3 separate regions of the Mus musculus genome follow, and regions 2 and 3 are each linked to region 1. Evidence: chromatin loops called from intact Hi-C (ENCODE). Cell type or tissue: heart. All regions are shown on one strand. Region 1 has its middle 19 kb from the start of Txn2. Region 2 holds the start of Myh9 (myosin, heavy polypeptide 9, non-muscle). Region 3 has its middle 14 kb from the start of Myh9.

The links. Hi-C counts contacts between places; a loop is a spot of excess contacts. Peaks named below come from ENCODE experiments on the same cell type or tissue, not always from the same donor. Only the 100,000 strongest peaks of a DNase experiment are listed, where the experiment ranks them.
Region 2: a loop joins it to region 1, with 2.5 times the contacts of the local background. A loop is called at or near these places in 18 of 42 quality-filtered maps.
Region 3: a loop joins it to region 1, with 2.7 times the contacts of the local background. A loop is called at or near these places in 18 of 42 quality-filtered maps.

What each region holds. Positions count from the first base shown.
Region 1 is chr15:77,907,682-77,912,681 of GRCm38, reverse strand. No RefSeq gene overlaps it. Among named protein-coding and RNA genes, the nearest start is that of Txn2, 19 kb to the left of the region's middle. In heart, a CTCF peak has its summit at 2,763 (motif pointing right); DNase peaks (open chromatin) are centred at 491 and 1,421; H3K27ac peaks cover 3,238 bases.
Region 2 is chr15:77,838,610-77,843,609 of GRCm38, reverse strand. It overlaps Myh9 (myosin, heavy polypeptide 9, non-muscle), which reads left to right and starts at 1,435. Exons shown (of 41, transcript NM_022410.3): 1 at 1,435-1,653. It also overlaps the pseudogene Gm22107. In heart, a CTCF peak has its summit at 2,216 (motif pointing right); DNase peaks (open chromatin) are centred at 1,219, 2,169, 3,009 and 4,949; H3K4me3 peaks cover 4,503 bases; H3K27ac peaks cover 4,733 bases.
Region 3 is chr15:77,853,820-77,858,819 of GRCm38, reverse strand. No RefSeq gene overlaps it. Among named protein-coding and RNA genes, the nearest start is that of Myh9, 14 kb to the right of the region's middle. In heart, no CTCF peak of the experiment used is centred here; DNase peaks (open chromatin) are centred at 919 and 2,029; H3K4me3 peaks cover 1,069 bases; H3K27ac peaks cover 1,562 bases.

The DNA of each region.
Region 1 (5,000 bases):
TACTGCATGTCTGTAAATGGGAACCTGACCTCGCACACGTTCAGCAGCGCGTACTCTACCCTTGAGTCCCAGTTAACTAAGTACCTTCTAGTGTTCAGTACTGAAAGGAGACTGGCTGTGCTAACTAGAAGCTTGCATTCCTAAGACCCCAGAGGAGGCTGTTTGTCACCCCTGTGCTGGTGTTGGAGCACACGGGCAGCTTTCGGATACCATCCAACCTCCCTTCTGAGTGCACAGGGAAGGATAGACTAGGACTGAATCCCAGCGCTCTGACTCTGTATCCCAGTGGCTGTCAGAGAGGTGAGTGTAGAGGTCACTGCGTTTCCATGGGAATGGCCTCCAGGCCCAGACCTGGAAGGTTCAAAGGATGTTGACAATGTCTCTCCATAGTCGCTCTTACCAGAAGCCTCTGCCTGGCCAGGGGATCAGGGACCTACTCACCCCCTGCCGTGGCTACCAGGGGACAGCTTTCCCAGAAAGTGAAGGCTGTTTTGGCCAGGCTGCGGAAATTCCTGTCCTGTGGGCCCTGGACAGGCAGGGTCCAGAGAACAATGTCAGGGCCATGTCCTCATTGGACAGGATGCTAGGCAGCAAGCAAGGCTTCCAGGCATTCTACTGTGGTTCCTCACCAATGCCTAGAGCACCAGAGCACCGGCTATTAGCCAAATAGGAATATCACCTCCAACAGGTCACTCCTCCGCAGTGCAGGAAGAACCAGGTCCTGATCAAATCCTTCCCTTGTACCTACTACGTGCACACAGCCTTAGGTCAGCCCACTGACTGTGAGATGATGAGTCTTGCATCAGAAAAATGGAGGTGCTGACAATGGCCTGCACCCTCTGAGTGATGTGGCCAGTGCCATCTTACCCAGTCCTCACAATATCCTCCTACACCATGATGTGCATGGATGGTATTGCCATTTTACAGATACTCACCAGACAGATTGCTTTCCCTGTGGAGCAAGGCTCTCACCATGCTGTGACCCAAATCCACCCCTGTAAATTGGGGTTCATAACAGTGCTGATTAAGGATCTGGGTAGGATTAGGGGACATGGCAGATTTAAATACTCGGTCACTCAGCAAGAGCTTAAGAAGTGTTAGGTATTAAGAAAAATAGAATAAAATAGAGAAAAAAAAGATAGATGATAGATTGATAGAAAGGTAGGTAGATGGTAGGTGGAGAGAAAGAGAAGAAGGAGAAGGAGGAGGAGGAGGAGAAGGAGGAGAAGTTAGGTAAACCTTCCTCTCCCTGGCTCTCCCTGGCTCTCCCTGCTCCATGCCTAGCCCAGGCTACTGGTCTTCCATTGGACTTTGCGTCCTCCCTGATCTCTGACACAGCCTCCTCTGCCCTGAACTCCAGCAGCCCCGGAGAGCCAGAGGTGACCTCACCCCTGGAGAATGCTTAGTGGAATTCACCCTGAGTCCTTAATTTGCCACACCTCCCCCCAGCTCTGATTGCCTTCTGTTGACACCCAGCAGGAGTGTCTGGGAGGTGGGTCAGGGCCCTACCTGCAGCCAGTCTACTGGGTAAACACAGCTAAGTGGTTGTCTCCTCTGGCCCACTGCCTTCCTCCACCTCCTATGGGTCTCTTGATGCCCACAGGGCCAAGCTTCACTTCTGTATCTTAACATACCCATCTGAGCTCACAGCTTCTGTTCCTGTTTCATACATGCAGAGACCCTGACCCAGGGAAGTGGTGTGGTGTGTGAGTGACTCCCTGGGCTTCCTGCTGCAAATTAGAAAACGCTAGCACTAGAAAAATGGCACAATGATAGTGCACCTCTTTAATCCCAGGACTTGGGAGGCAGAGAGAGGCAGGAGAATCTCTGAGTTTGAAGCCAGCTAGCCTACAAAGTTCCAGGAGAGCCAGGGCTCCATAGAGAAACCCTGTCTTGAAAAATCAAAAAAGGGTCAGGCAGTAGTGGTGCACGCCTTTAATTCCAGCACTTGGGAGGCAGAGGTAGGTGGATTTCTGAGTTTGAGGCCAGCCTGGTTACAGAGTGAGTTCCAAGACAGCCAGGGCTACACAGAGAAACCCTGTCTCAAAAAAAAAAAAAAAAAAAAAAAAAGAAAAGAAAAGAAAAGAAAGAAAAAGAAAAGAAAAATCAAAAAAGAAAAAAAGAAAGAAGGAAAGGAAAAGGAAGAAAGGAGGAAGAGAGAGGGAGGGAGGAAGAAACCATGCTCCCAGGAGAAATGGGAACCAACTGGGGTCCTACCCAAGAAGGCAGGCTGGATGGTACCTCAAAGTCCCATTCCCCTGCTCCCAACTTACCCCCTCCCTCACTACCAGTGGTCCATCTCTGAAAGGAGCTGGACCCCTCCTCCTGATTGGCAATTGACCTGAGCAGGTTGTTGCTGCGTTAGAATGGTAGCACATGTGCGGTTAGCTATACAGTAAACCCCTGGGAAAGGCTCTGTCCTCCTGGGTATGAGGCATACGTCATCCTGTGTCACTATGGCTAAACCCCACACACAGGGCACGAGGCAGGCTGGAGGGACAGAGTGTTTGCTTCAGGAGCAGCCTCAGTTGCTTCTGAGGTCTGTGTCCTTGGCCAGTATATGACTGCTTTCTTGCTATGACTTCATGTGGATATTTCCCCCCTGTGCATAGGTACACCTCTATTGCTTTTTTTTTTTTTTTTTTTTTTAAAAGCATTTCTTTTTCATTTTTGTGTTTTGTTTTGGGTTTTTTGTTTTGTATTTTTAAAAATTAGATTTATTTATTCTATGTATGTGAATACACTGTAGCTGTCTTCAAACATACCAGAAGAGGGCGTCAGATCCCTTTACAGATGGTTGTGAGCCACCATGTGGTTGCTGGGAATTGAACTCAGGACCTCTGGAGGAGCAGTCAGTGCTCTTAACCACTGAGCCATCTCTCCAGCCCCTTGTATTTGTTCTTAAACAGGATCTGACTATGCGGCTGTCCTGGAACTTGCTTTGTGGCAGGTCTTTAACTCACAGAGATCTTCCTGCCTCGATTTCCCAAGTATTAGAATTAATGGCATGCATAAGCTTGCTTGCTCTCTCTCTCTCTCTCTCTCTCTCTCTTCTTTCTTTCTTTTTTTCTAGATTTGTCTAGATTTGTTTGTTTATTTACTTACTCTGTGGGGGGGGGGGGATGCAGCAGAGGACATTAGTTAAGCCCTGTTGGCATCAGGACCTCCCAAATTTATGACATCACATAGGTGACAATGGGACCTGGGACCTGCAGATTGGTTGCTAAGGCAACAGGCACCATATTCCCAGCATCTGCTTGGCTCACCTCCCACCTTTACCGGTGTTACATAAATTTCTAAATTTCTATATAAAGAGAACAAGCCCGGCAGTGGTGGTGCACGCCTTTAATCCCAGCACTTGGGAGGCACAGACAGGCAGATTTCTGAGTTCGAGGCCAGCCTGGTCTACAGAGTGAGTTCCAGGACAGCCAGGGCTTCACAGAGAAACCCTGTCTTGAAAAAAAAAAGAGAGAGAGAGAGAAAACACCCCTTCCTCACTCCCCCCCCCCCCCGTCTTCTCTTTCTGCTGCCACCTTCTCTCTCTTCCCCAATAAAACCTCTTCCACATGGAACTGCCTTGGCCTAGTGTGCTGTTGAGACACCATCCGCCATTCTAACACATCATCCCCTCTATCATCTAATACTTTCTCCATGGAGGTGTGTCTCTTTGAATCTGTGGCTTCCAATCTCTGGGCTATCCTGGAAGTCAGCAACCCCTAGTGACTGATCTCCCTGACTCTGACCCACCTGAGGCTGGGGTTACAGGCCTGTGTTGGACACCCAGCTTAGTGCATGGATGCTGGGATCAGGACTCTGGTCCTCATGATGGCGAGCCGCTCCTACCTACTAAGAGAACACCAGTATCCTCTTCTGGCTTTTTGAGACCAGTCTCATGAGCCTGAGCTAGCCTCAAACTTGTGGTAATCCTCCTGCCTCTACCTCAGGAGTGCTGAGATTACAGGTACTGAGGAGCCACTCCACACCGTCCTTGTTTTATTTGCTGACACAGTCACATTGTGTAGCCCAGGCCTGGCCTGCAATCATCATGATCCCACTGCCTCTGAGTGCTAGGGTTATAAGTGAGTGCCACACGCCTGCCAGGCCAGATTTCTTCTTCCAAGGACCTGGGCCAGAAACAGATCAAGGCCATCTTAATAGCCTCATTTTAGTATAATTGCTTCTACAAAGGACCTGTCTATAGTCCAGTCAGTTCTAAAGTACTGCAGGACAGGGCTTCAACTAATGAACTTGAAGGGAACACAGTCCCACTTCTGGCTCGAGTTACATGGTTTAACAATAAAGGCTCCCAACCCAGGAGCCCAGCCTTTTCTAACACCCTTCATGTGGCAAATTGCTCACGTAAGTCAGGAGGTTGGTCCTGTGACCAGTTAACCTTTATGCCGAAAACAAAAAACCTGCAGATAACCAGGCTTTGCACTCGTGTAGCCCCAGAGAACATAGCTAGGAAGGGCCAGAGGAGGGTTTCGATCCAACCTTCTGACACTGACCTGACACTATGGCTCTCCTGAGCCCTAATGTCACTAACCAGCGACAACTCAATGGCCTCACCTCAGCCCAGAGCAGTGGTTCTTCAGGCCTGCAGCCACCCCACCCCTCAGTGTGTCTGTCCTTCTCCGAGGGAAGTCAATTAATTGGTCAGCCCAGGTCACACTTCTGACCTTGGCTCTCTTGTGGGATATTCAGGTATTTTTCAGTTAATTGCTTTTCCACTATAAACAAGGTCAAAACAAACATGCCCCGACATAGCTTTTAGATTTTTATAGACCAGGATTTCCAGGGTAAAGGGAGCCTGTTATTGCCCTCAGAGTGTGGAAGGAGTGCCTCTAAGCTGAAACCAGAGGAGCTGGCTTCAGCCTGCACCTCTCACCTGCCAGTTTACTTTGGGGGAGGGGAGGGCAAGCAAAAAGAATGTCCTCCAGTGTGGCTCAGCTTGTCACATAGCCTTTTTTTTTTCCCCAGTCCCCTCTACCTATGCCTTA
Region 2 (5,000 bases), 69 kb after region 1:
TTTTTTTTTTTTTTTTTTTCCGAGACAGGGTTTCTCTGTGTAGCTCTAGCTGTCCTGGAACTCACTCTGCAGACCGAACTCAGAAATCTGCCTGCCTCTGCCTCCCGAGTGCTGGGGTTAAAGGCATGGGCCACCACTGCCCGTACATCTCCAGTCTCTTGATGATTAGTTTTAAAAGTAATTATTGGCTTTATATATTTCACACCTTTGAACTGCTTGTCTGTGTAGTTCAGGCTAGTCTTGAACTCCCCCTCCTACCTCAGACCTCTTGAGTTCTGGTATACCACCCACAACCCCTGGATGGTTCAGCCTTTTAAAAATTTTTTAAATTTTTCTTATCAACTGGGAAGCAGTCTTTGCTGTAATGTGGGTAGCAATCACTGGTCATCTGGGCTGCAAAATCTCTTTCTTTCTTTAGCTGCTTTTTGGCTTCAGAATGTAAGTTTTCCCTGAAGTTTATATGGAAGGATCATTTTAACTGTGTTAGCAAGAACATTCCAACAGTTAAGAGCAATGACGAGAAATTTGCCTTCATAAAGCCATTTGAAAGCATTGACGTGCTGCAGGATCGACCACATAGATCAATGGACACAACTCGGAAACGGACAATTTGGGCAGAAAATAATGCGTGGACAAATTCCTGATAGATTAATGGCAAAGTACATTTTTTTAAATGAAAAAAAAAATCCTCTCGTGGTTAGTAACCAAAATAAAACAAATGAAATCTACCCTTAAAATAATTTAGTGACAAATATCTGAGATGTGTGTGAGTTAATTATTCAAAGGTTAAGAGTGGCTTAGACTGCATTCCAGGCAGAGGTACTAGCCAGAGCAAAGGTTCAGAGGTTGGAGGACAGCCGCGAGCAGGCTCCAAAATCGAACTCAGGACGCCCACACGGAATGCAGGGTTGAAGCCATGACCGCCCCCACAGCCATCATAATTATGTAAAATACCACTTTTCCCATATATGGTACTTAATATCTGTTCTCCTGGTAGGACAGGACGAAGGGAAAACACGGTTCGCTGGGCGGAGTGTCAGAGCCTCAGACCTCCCCAGTACGCTCCCTCCGGCCCCGGCGCGGCCCAAGCTGCACACCAGAGCCGGGACCAGGAGCCCAGCGCGCCTGAGCCGCTTGCTTCTGATTGGATGAAATCCGCGTCAATCCTGGTCCTGTAACCTGGCTGTCCATTGGACCCGCCCAACAAGGCGTGGCTCCCGCCTAGGAAGCGCGGGTGGAAGGTGGGGTGGGCGGAGGTGGGGACAGATGGGGAGGATGAATCTCAGCACTCCGGCTTCCATCTCTTGTCTGTTTATAGGCCGAAAATCTGTCAGTTTAGGCCAGACTCCTGTTGGATTGGGCAGTGTGGGGAGAGGGCGGGGACTCTTGGAAGCTCCACCCACGAGCCGGCGGCGAGCTGTAGACCCGCCCTCCTCTTGGAAGGGCGGGGCAGGGAGGGCGGCGCGCACCAGAGCTGGGTGCGGTGAGGCGCGCAGATCACCGCGGTTCCTGGGCAGGGCACGGAAGGCTCAAGAACCTGACCTGCTGCAGCTTCCAGTCTCGCGTTCGCCCCACCCCGCCGCGCCGCCCGAGCGCTCGAGAAAGTCCACTCGGAAGAACCAGCGCCTGTTCCCCGGGCAGACCCAGGTTCAGGTGAGCGAGCTTTGCCGGTATGTCCCGCCCCGGAGCTGCCGAGCGCGCGCGCGCGGCGACAAGACTCGAGTCCTTTGGGGCGGACGGCCCTGTGGTTCTCGGCCTCCGCGTGGCGGGTTTCAGCGCGGTCGGGTGCGACCGGACTCCGCATCCTCACCCGAGGGGTGATAGGCAGCGAGGCCTCGGGGTTAGGGAACCGGGGGACGCAGTCCCCGGCCCTACAGGATGCCCTTCCCGGTCGGGGCACTGGGAGCTCGGCCTGCTCCTGTCGCCTCTGCACTCCCGCCTCCCCGACGGCCAGCTCCGGCAAACTTTTTAACCCCTTCCGGGACGCAGCAGTCCCGGAGATCTCGGCCGAGCCGGCCGGATGCGTTCGTGGGCACGGGGCAGCAGCTCCTTTGTAAGTTTGGCAAAGGGAGGTAACGGGCAGGCGAGGACCGCTTGGCAGCTGTCAGGGCGTCCTCCTGAGTCAGGATCGGTCGGTCCCGCCGCAGACATTGCGCCCGGCACGGTTTCCGCCGTCCGCTGCGGACTTCCTCATTTGTCCGTCAGCCCTTGGGCCGGGAGGGGGCGGGGAGAGGTACTCAGAGTGCGTGGGAAAAGGGGTCCCAGCTGCCGAGGGGCTCAGGGCGCAGGAAAAGAACCCCCCCGTCTGACCTCATTCAACCTTGGATTTCTATTGCCCGAGGTCAGAAGGCCTGGGTCTGCCGGCAGCTGCCCCGTCGCCCGGGCAGGCGTGCACCTGATTTCCACCGCACCTTGGGACGCCACGCCCGGGCCAGTCTCTGGGAGCTGGCCCTGACTTTAAGACCAGGCCGGGCAGCCGCATCTTTTATGTTTGATGAGAGGCGGAGTTTTGAAGACATCCCCCACTTCCTTGCACTAGGGTCTTCACCTCATCCTGTTCTGGAGCCACGCCTAAGGCAGGAGCTGCACCCCGCTCCTCCGGGTCCCCATCTCTCCCAGGCAAACTGAGTCAAGTACCCTCTATGACTTGCTTGCGGGCTGTAGTGAAACTGAAGGCTGGGTGGGCTCGGGCGGGTGCCTAAGGCCCCACCCAGCGGTGTTAGGGAAAAGGTCCCTGGGAAGTCCCAGGTCTTGGAGACCCGGAGGCTGCCTCGGCTGGGCTACAGGGAGGTCCATCGAGTTCTCAGTTCTCTGAGCGGTTTTCTGGATTAGCAAGATTTCAAAGTAACTTGCGTGCTTCCTACAGCAGCACCTATACCAAAATTGGAACGATACAGATTAGCATGGCCTCTGCGTAAGGATGACACGCAAATGCATTGAGTTCCGTATTTTTTAGCCAACGCAGACTGGCCCAAGTATCTCTAAGAGTGGCTCACTCTCAAGCACGACTTAGGAGGTTTCTGCCTCCCAAAGGACTCCCTCCTCTGCTGTATGCCAGCCAGTCAATCTCAGGACCTCCATCTAGAACTCTCAAGCCACTAGGCAGATCTGTAACCCGCCCCGGAGCCCCTCCTAAGCCTTGACCAAGTGAAAATAAAGCTTTTTGAAACAGCAAAAATAAATAAATAAATAAATAAATAAATAAATAAAAGGTAACTTGTTCACAGAAACATTGTAGCCATTTCTGACTCCACTGTCTAGAGTCCAAGCTGATAACTTCACCTGGAGGCCTCCCTCCCTTTCTATTAAGGAGGCAATTTGCTTGAAGCCCCGTGTAGACAATCACTCAATATCAGTCAATTTATATACCAGGTTGTTATAGGTGGGGGTAGGGGGGAAGGGCCTATAGATGTGTAATTGAGCAAATATTTAACCGGGCTTCTGCCAGGGACTTTGCCAGGTGGTGTGTGTGGGGGCGGGGTGGGGTGGGTGTGAATTGAGTAAGACCTGGCCCCTGCTCACCGGCACTCTGAGACAAACCAGTGACTAGTGTGAAGGGGAGATATCAGGAACCCCAGAAAGGTACTGTGAGGCATTGGGCTACCCTGGGAGAGCCTGCTGGCCTCCTGAAGAGACTTGTGTTCTGGGGAAATTTGAAGGCATTAAAGAGTGGAGTGGTAGACTAAGATACAAAGACAGCTTGTGCTGTGTCCCAAACTAGCCACAGACAAAGGACTCAAGGAATTCCTAGGCTCAGGGGGCCACTGCTGTCCAGGGCAAGCAGGGAAACCACCATGAGGAAGGAAGACATTTCAGGCTTGGCAAACCGAGGCAAACGCGTGGTGAAGGAAAGTGGGGAGTCATTTAGTGGATAATTGGGGAGTAGTTAAAAGCATCGAGGGATTGCTGAGTGTAGTTTGAGAGGCAGTGTGCTTGCTGTGTGGGTGACACCCCAGAGCTTTGCTCCTACTGCACTCAGCAGGTTTTAGACGGCCGGGGAGGTGGGCAGAGCCAGGTTCCCCTCAAACTAGCATTAGCAACTTGGGTTGGGAAGTATCATCTAGCCCTGGGTGGGGAAGGGAAGCAGAGAGTAAGGGACTCATAATGGGGCCGCTGGTCTGTTTTTTGTTTTTTGTTTTTTTTTTGAGACAGGGTTTCTCTGTATAGCCCTGGCTGTCCTGGAACTTTGTAGACCAGGCTGGGGCTGCTGGTCTGAAGGGCAGGAGAAGAGGGGGGAGAGAGTCAGGGACTCACAGTGGGGCTGCTGGTCTGAAGGGCAGGAGAGGGGAGAGGAAAGAAAGGCCTGGTTTTCTTGTTTTTCTATTTTATTATTTTTTAAGTTTTTTGAACTTTTTAACCAAAGGGTTTGGAGATGAGGCAACTACGCTCTTGTGGAAGGAAGGGTGCATGTTAATCACAGCCTGCCTTTTGCCTGGTTTTGCTCTAGAAAACAAAACAAAACAAAACAAGGATCTCTTAGCCCTTGAAAGGAAGAGAAGCCCACTAGGAAATGCAGCTTTGTCCCTAGTCTGGTAGAAACGGGGTTGGCTGGAGTTTCCCCTCTCACTTCCTCTTCTCACTAATCCTTCAATAAAGTACTTAAGACAGCCCCTACCAGCTTGACATCTTTATTTCAAAAGGAGAGGAGGGGTTTAGCTGTTGTTTTCCTTCTTTTGGAGGGGGGAGAAAGCTAAAGCCAGGAAGAAAAAAACCAAAAACCAAAAAACCCAAAAAAACAAAACAAAACAAAAAACCCCTTGCCTTGACAGCTTCCTCTAAGCATCATGTTCCAGAAATATTTAGAATAACAGAATCTGTGTGTTCTCTTCATTAAACAAACGTCCTAATTTACTGAGCATAAAACAGCATCTCTGCCACAAGGGCAGGAAGTACATTTTCCTTTTGTGTTGCTCTCTCAGCCTTAACCCCTGGTGCTCTGAGCCCCTGCCTGGGTCAGGTCCTGTGGTGACAGCAGAACACTGCCCTGGCTGCCTAGGCAA
Region 3 (5,000 bases), 54 kb after region 1:
GCTCAAAGCCCCTCCCATAGTGATACACTTCCTCCAACAAGAAGGCCACACCTCCTAATAGCGCCACTCCCTGGGCCAAGCATATTCAAACCACCACAGTTATTCTTTCATAATTTTACACACACATGACACTTTTATCATTGTCTGTCGTCTTCTCCTCTCTCCCCCCTCCCCTCCTCTTATCCCTCCTTCCTAAATAAACCCTCCTTCCCAACAAGTCTCTCTTACTACATATCTGTGTACTGCCCATTGTGTTTAATTAGCGTTGCCTGAAGAAGATGAAAGATTTACTTGAGCAAGAGCAATTCATGTATGCCTGTACCACTGACGAACAAGATCTCCGTCTCCCAGTAAACATTAATCACCTATAACTCCTCAGGGTACGGTGAGTCCTTATGAACCTCTACCCCATCCAGGATAGAATGTTGATGGTCTCAGTCTTGTGTGCTGGCAGCCACTGCTGTGCTGTGAGATCGAACTAGGACATCCGGCTTGTCCACATGTCCACTTAAAGAGTGATGCCTTTATTTACCCACAGGCACAAAGGTTTGCAAAGATGGGAGTTCCCCCAGCCTCTTCCATTTGTCCTGCCCACGGCTCCTCACGCACAGATTAAGGAGGACGTTGTTACAGTCTTTTCCAGCTTCCAAACTAAAGCCTCGAGAAAGGTCACACAGTTAACCTGTAGACAGGACAGCAGCTGAGCCAGGTCTACCCAGGAGAGCACATGGCAGGAAAGGGGCGGAGCGGGGCAGCCGGACAAGCCCAAGTCCTGGGCGCGGACTCCAGCTTCCACCCCGCCTCCCTCCTGGCTCCAAGGGCCTCTCTATCTCCAACCATCCCGGTGCCTCTGGCTCCTAGATCTCTCAGACTCCGGTGCGAGTGTGCGGAACGGCACCGGCTCGCTCAGAGCGGAAACCTGGCCAACCTGTTTGGCCTTTGCAACCATTGGTGGCCGTAGGAACGGAGTAATTTACATGCGCATTCTCTATTGGCTAGGGGGCGGAAGTAGGCGGGCCCAGCCAACTATACCTGCCGGCGGGTGGAGCGTGGGCACCTTCTCCACAGACAAGGTGCCAGGGCCAGGAGGGCCAGTGCTCGGAGTCAGGCGGGAACCGCGAGCACTGAACCCTGGCCGCTACTTGTGGATGTGAACCGACTGGAACAAGTCACAGCAATTACTTAGTTACTTCTTGGGGCCGGAGGGTAGGCACAGGAGGCAGATTCTATTTTGAAATATTTTATGCCCAATCGGAACCACGGAGGCCTACCAAACCGTGTGTGTTTGTGTGTACATGTACTTGATCTTCCCCAAAAGGCCTAGAAACTCTTAAAGGTATAGCTATTTTCTTAGGATCCTCTCAGATTTTTTTTTTGTTTGTTTGTTTGTTTGTTTCGTATTGCTTTGCTTCCAGACAAGGTTTCACTATATATTCCTTGATGGTTGGGATGAATGTTATGTAGACCAGCCTGACCTCAACCTCGCAGAGATGCCCCTGCCTTTGGCTCCCACATGTGGGGATTAAAAGTGTGCACCACCACACCTCTTAGGTCATTCCTGTTATTCCTGTGTATGTATGTATGTATGTATGTATGTATGCATATGTGTGTGTATTATGTGGTATATGCACTGTGTATGTGTTGGTGCACACTCACGGAGAGGCCAGAGGAAGACTTCAAGGGTCCTGCTCTCCACCTTATTACCTTGATGCCTGGTCACTCACTGAGTCTGGAAATAGGCTGATAGCCATCAAGCCACGTTACTCCTCCTGCCTCAGCTTCTAGGAGTGCAATAACTGTGATCATGCTTGGCTTTTCACATGGGTACTGGAGATTCGAACCTGACTCCTCATGTTTCAGCAGCAATTGCTCTTCTCCACTGAGCTGTCTTCCCAGACCCTCCTTCTGCTCCGTGTCATTTCTTGAGTGGACGTGTATGGTACACCTGCTGTCTGTCAGCCTCTGTCCTCTGCACTAGAGCTAGGGCAGGGAGCCAAGGCTGGAAGTCCCCTGTGTCCTTGGAGTTTACAGTTTAATGAAGACAAAGTGGATATGCTGGCAGACAGTGACTAAACAGGAAGAGGAGGCAGGCCACAGCTGCAGGGAAGCGTCCATCCCCTGAACGGGGTGATGACCTGTCACCTGGGTTAGGGGGACATTCGAGTGGAGGTGGTATTTTATTTTAGGACTGACTTGAATGATGTAATGGGAGTGGACAGTTGACACAAGAGTGTTCCTGGCTGGGAACAGCAAGGAGAGCAGTCCCTGTGCCTCATCAGAGCCCAGAAAATGGATTTTGACTCACAAAGGACAGAGAAGGGGGAGGCAGAGAGAGCCCAGGAGACAGTAAGTTTGCGGCCTTTTATTTCCCCGAGTGGCCAGCATGGCTCTACTTTGGTCACGGAGCTGAGCTGTAACCAGTAGTGCAGTGTTTGGAAGCTGTGCTCACTGAGGTTTGCTTCTTCGGGAGGCAGTTCCGGACTTCAGGAAAGAGAATTCTTGATCTGGCCCTTGTCGGTGTGACCTTAGAAGCCGCCTGGTCTGTTTAGTCTAAGTCTCCACACAATAGGTAGAGTAATAGCAGCCATTGTACTGGAGCATGGTGAGGACTGTATATAAAATTATGATCCTTTAATAAGACAATTGGATGTATGTCCATGTGTCTGTGCATGTTGCATGCATGTGGGTGCCCACAGAGACTGGAAGAGATTATCAGACCCCTCCCCCCTGGAACTGGAATTACTGGTTGTGAGCTGCCTGACATGGGTGCTGAGAACTGAACTCAGGTCCTCGGGAAGACTAGCAAAAGCTCTTAACCGCTCAACAATCTCTTTAGCCTACATTATTACACTCTTAATTATGAACGTGATGTCAGGCTAAGCTTGTCACATACCTATCTCACTCCCGAGAGGTGGGCTGTCATGCTTAGGGAATAATACAGAAAGTACTCACGTGTTCTGTAGAGGCACCTTATTTTGCAGTTATTTTTAGCCCTCAGTTGGATACCTGATGTGGAACCTGTAGGTGTGAGAGGCCAACTTAACATGGAAATGGTCTCAGAAAATGCCTGGTGTGTTCTACAATCCCTGTAAACGTGCCCCTGAAGCCATAGAAAAGCCACAGGAGGAGAGGCTGTAGGCAGAGTTGGCCTCTCCAGCCCTGGGAAGCACCTCCAATTAAATCAAGGGTATTTACAGGAGGGCTGTCTCTGGCCCTTGGGCTCACTCCAAACAGCTTGATACTTTGGCCCTTGTTCACTGGGAGCCGCTCAGTCTGAGCCACCTCCTTCACCGCCGGGTGCCTCCCTCTCTTGCCCAACCGCCCTGTATGGTTTTGTCTCATTTCCGTGGTTGAATGACTTCGAAGTTGAGGGGCTTCTCTTGGGCAACAGTGGTGTCATTGTCTCTGTCCCTCTTCCTCTCAGCCCCTCCTTCACCAGCCTCTGACCTCCAGAATCCCGCAAGTCACTCTCTGAGTTAGTCAAAATAACTGTCAAGATAACATAGGCCCCTCCGGTGTGGAAGTTGTGTTCCCACAAGTCTTCCTGGATAAGCAAACAAAGCATGTAGCTTGGTGAAGTGTAGGACAGGACTGTCACTTTTTTTTCCCCATCTTTCTTTCTTGCTACCTTCCTTGCCATAGAGGTCTCACATAACCCAGGCTAGCCTCAAATTTGTAATGTAGCCATGCTGGCCTTCAACTCTTGATCCGTATGTCCCCACCTCTCAAATACTCGTATCAGAGGTGCTTGGCACTACACCTGCTCACACTCTTATCTGTTTATAAATGAAGACTGCTAAGGCCCAGAAGAGTCAAGAAGTTAGCCTACGATCACACAATAAGGACGTGGCTTTTCTTTTCTTTTTGACCTAACACATGTAACATCCTCACCATGGTGTGCTGGATCTCTTTCTTGCTTGCTTTTGCTTTCTTTCTTTCTTTCTTTCTTTCTTTCTTTCTTTCTTTCTTTCTTTCTTTCTTTCTTTCTTCCTGGACCTCTTTCTTTCTTTCTCTCTCTTTCTTCCTTTCTATCTTTCTTTTTTAAAGTTAGTTAGTTTGTTTGTTTGTTTTGAGACAAGGTCTCAGTATGTAGCCCTAGCTGGTCTGGAACTTGCTTTACAGATTTGGCTGCCATTAAATTCACAGAGATCTGCCTGCCACCCCAGAGCACCATCATGCCAAGCTGTATGCCCTAGGCTTCTTAGCTTTGTCATTTTAACATCATGCAGCTGGTCGGCGGTAAAGCTAAAATTCCAACCCAGGTGTTAGGCTGCCAGGTCCAGGCTGCTCTGGACTGGGGTTAAGTTATGTTCCTTGCCCATTGCTCAGATCCTGTGCACTCTCCCATCCAGCCCCGCTTGTCTGTGAGGCAGCATGGGATGCAGGCTTCTGTACATTGGAAGGGGCTTCATACCATCTGGGCCATCTTCTCAACACACATGACCATACACACAGCCTTTTTGACTTATGTAGAAAAGCAGCCTCCAGGGAAAGAACCTGAGAGCCACTGGCACCCAGTCAATGATGCACCATGGTAGAGTCAACCATACTAGGCTATGGTGGATCAGGGTGCTGTGCCTAATTAGCCACAGGCTGTGGGGTGGAAGAAGTAGGCTGGGCAGAGTTTTCACTTTCAAACATCCTTTGTGTGGAACCAAGGGAGGCACCTTCGCTTTGAGTTTTCATTCTCTTTTTTTTTTTTTTTTTGCTTTTTTTTTTTTTTAAATCTTTTTTTTAAAGATTTATTTATTTATTATATGTAAGTACACTGTAGCTGTCTTCAGACACTCCAGAAGAGGGTGTCAGATCTTGTTACAGATGGTTGTGAGCCACCATGTGGTTGCTGGGATTTGAACTTCAGACCTTCGGAAGAGCAGTCGGGTGCTCTTACCCACTGAGCCATCTCACCAGCCCGAGTTTTCATTCTCTTAAGTCACAGCATTACTGAGATAGAATTCCCACGCCCCAATGTTTCCCGCTTAGACTGTAGAATGTCAAGG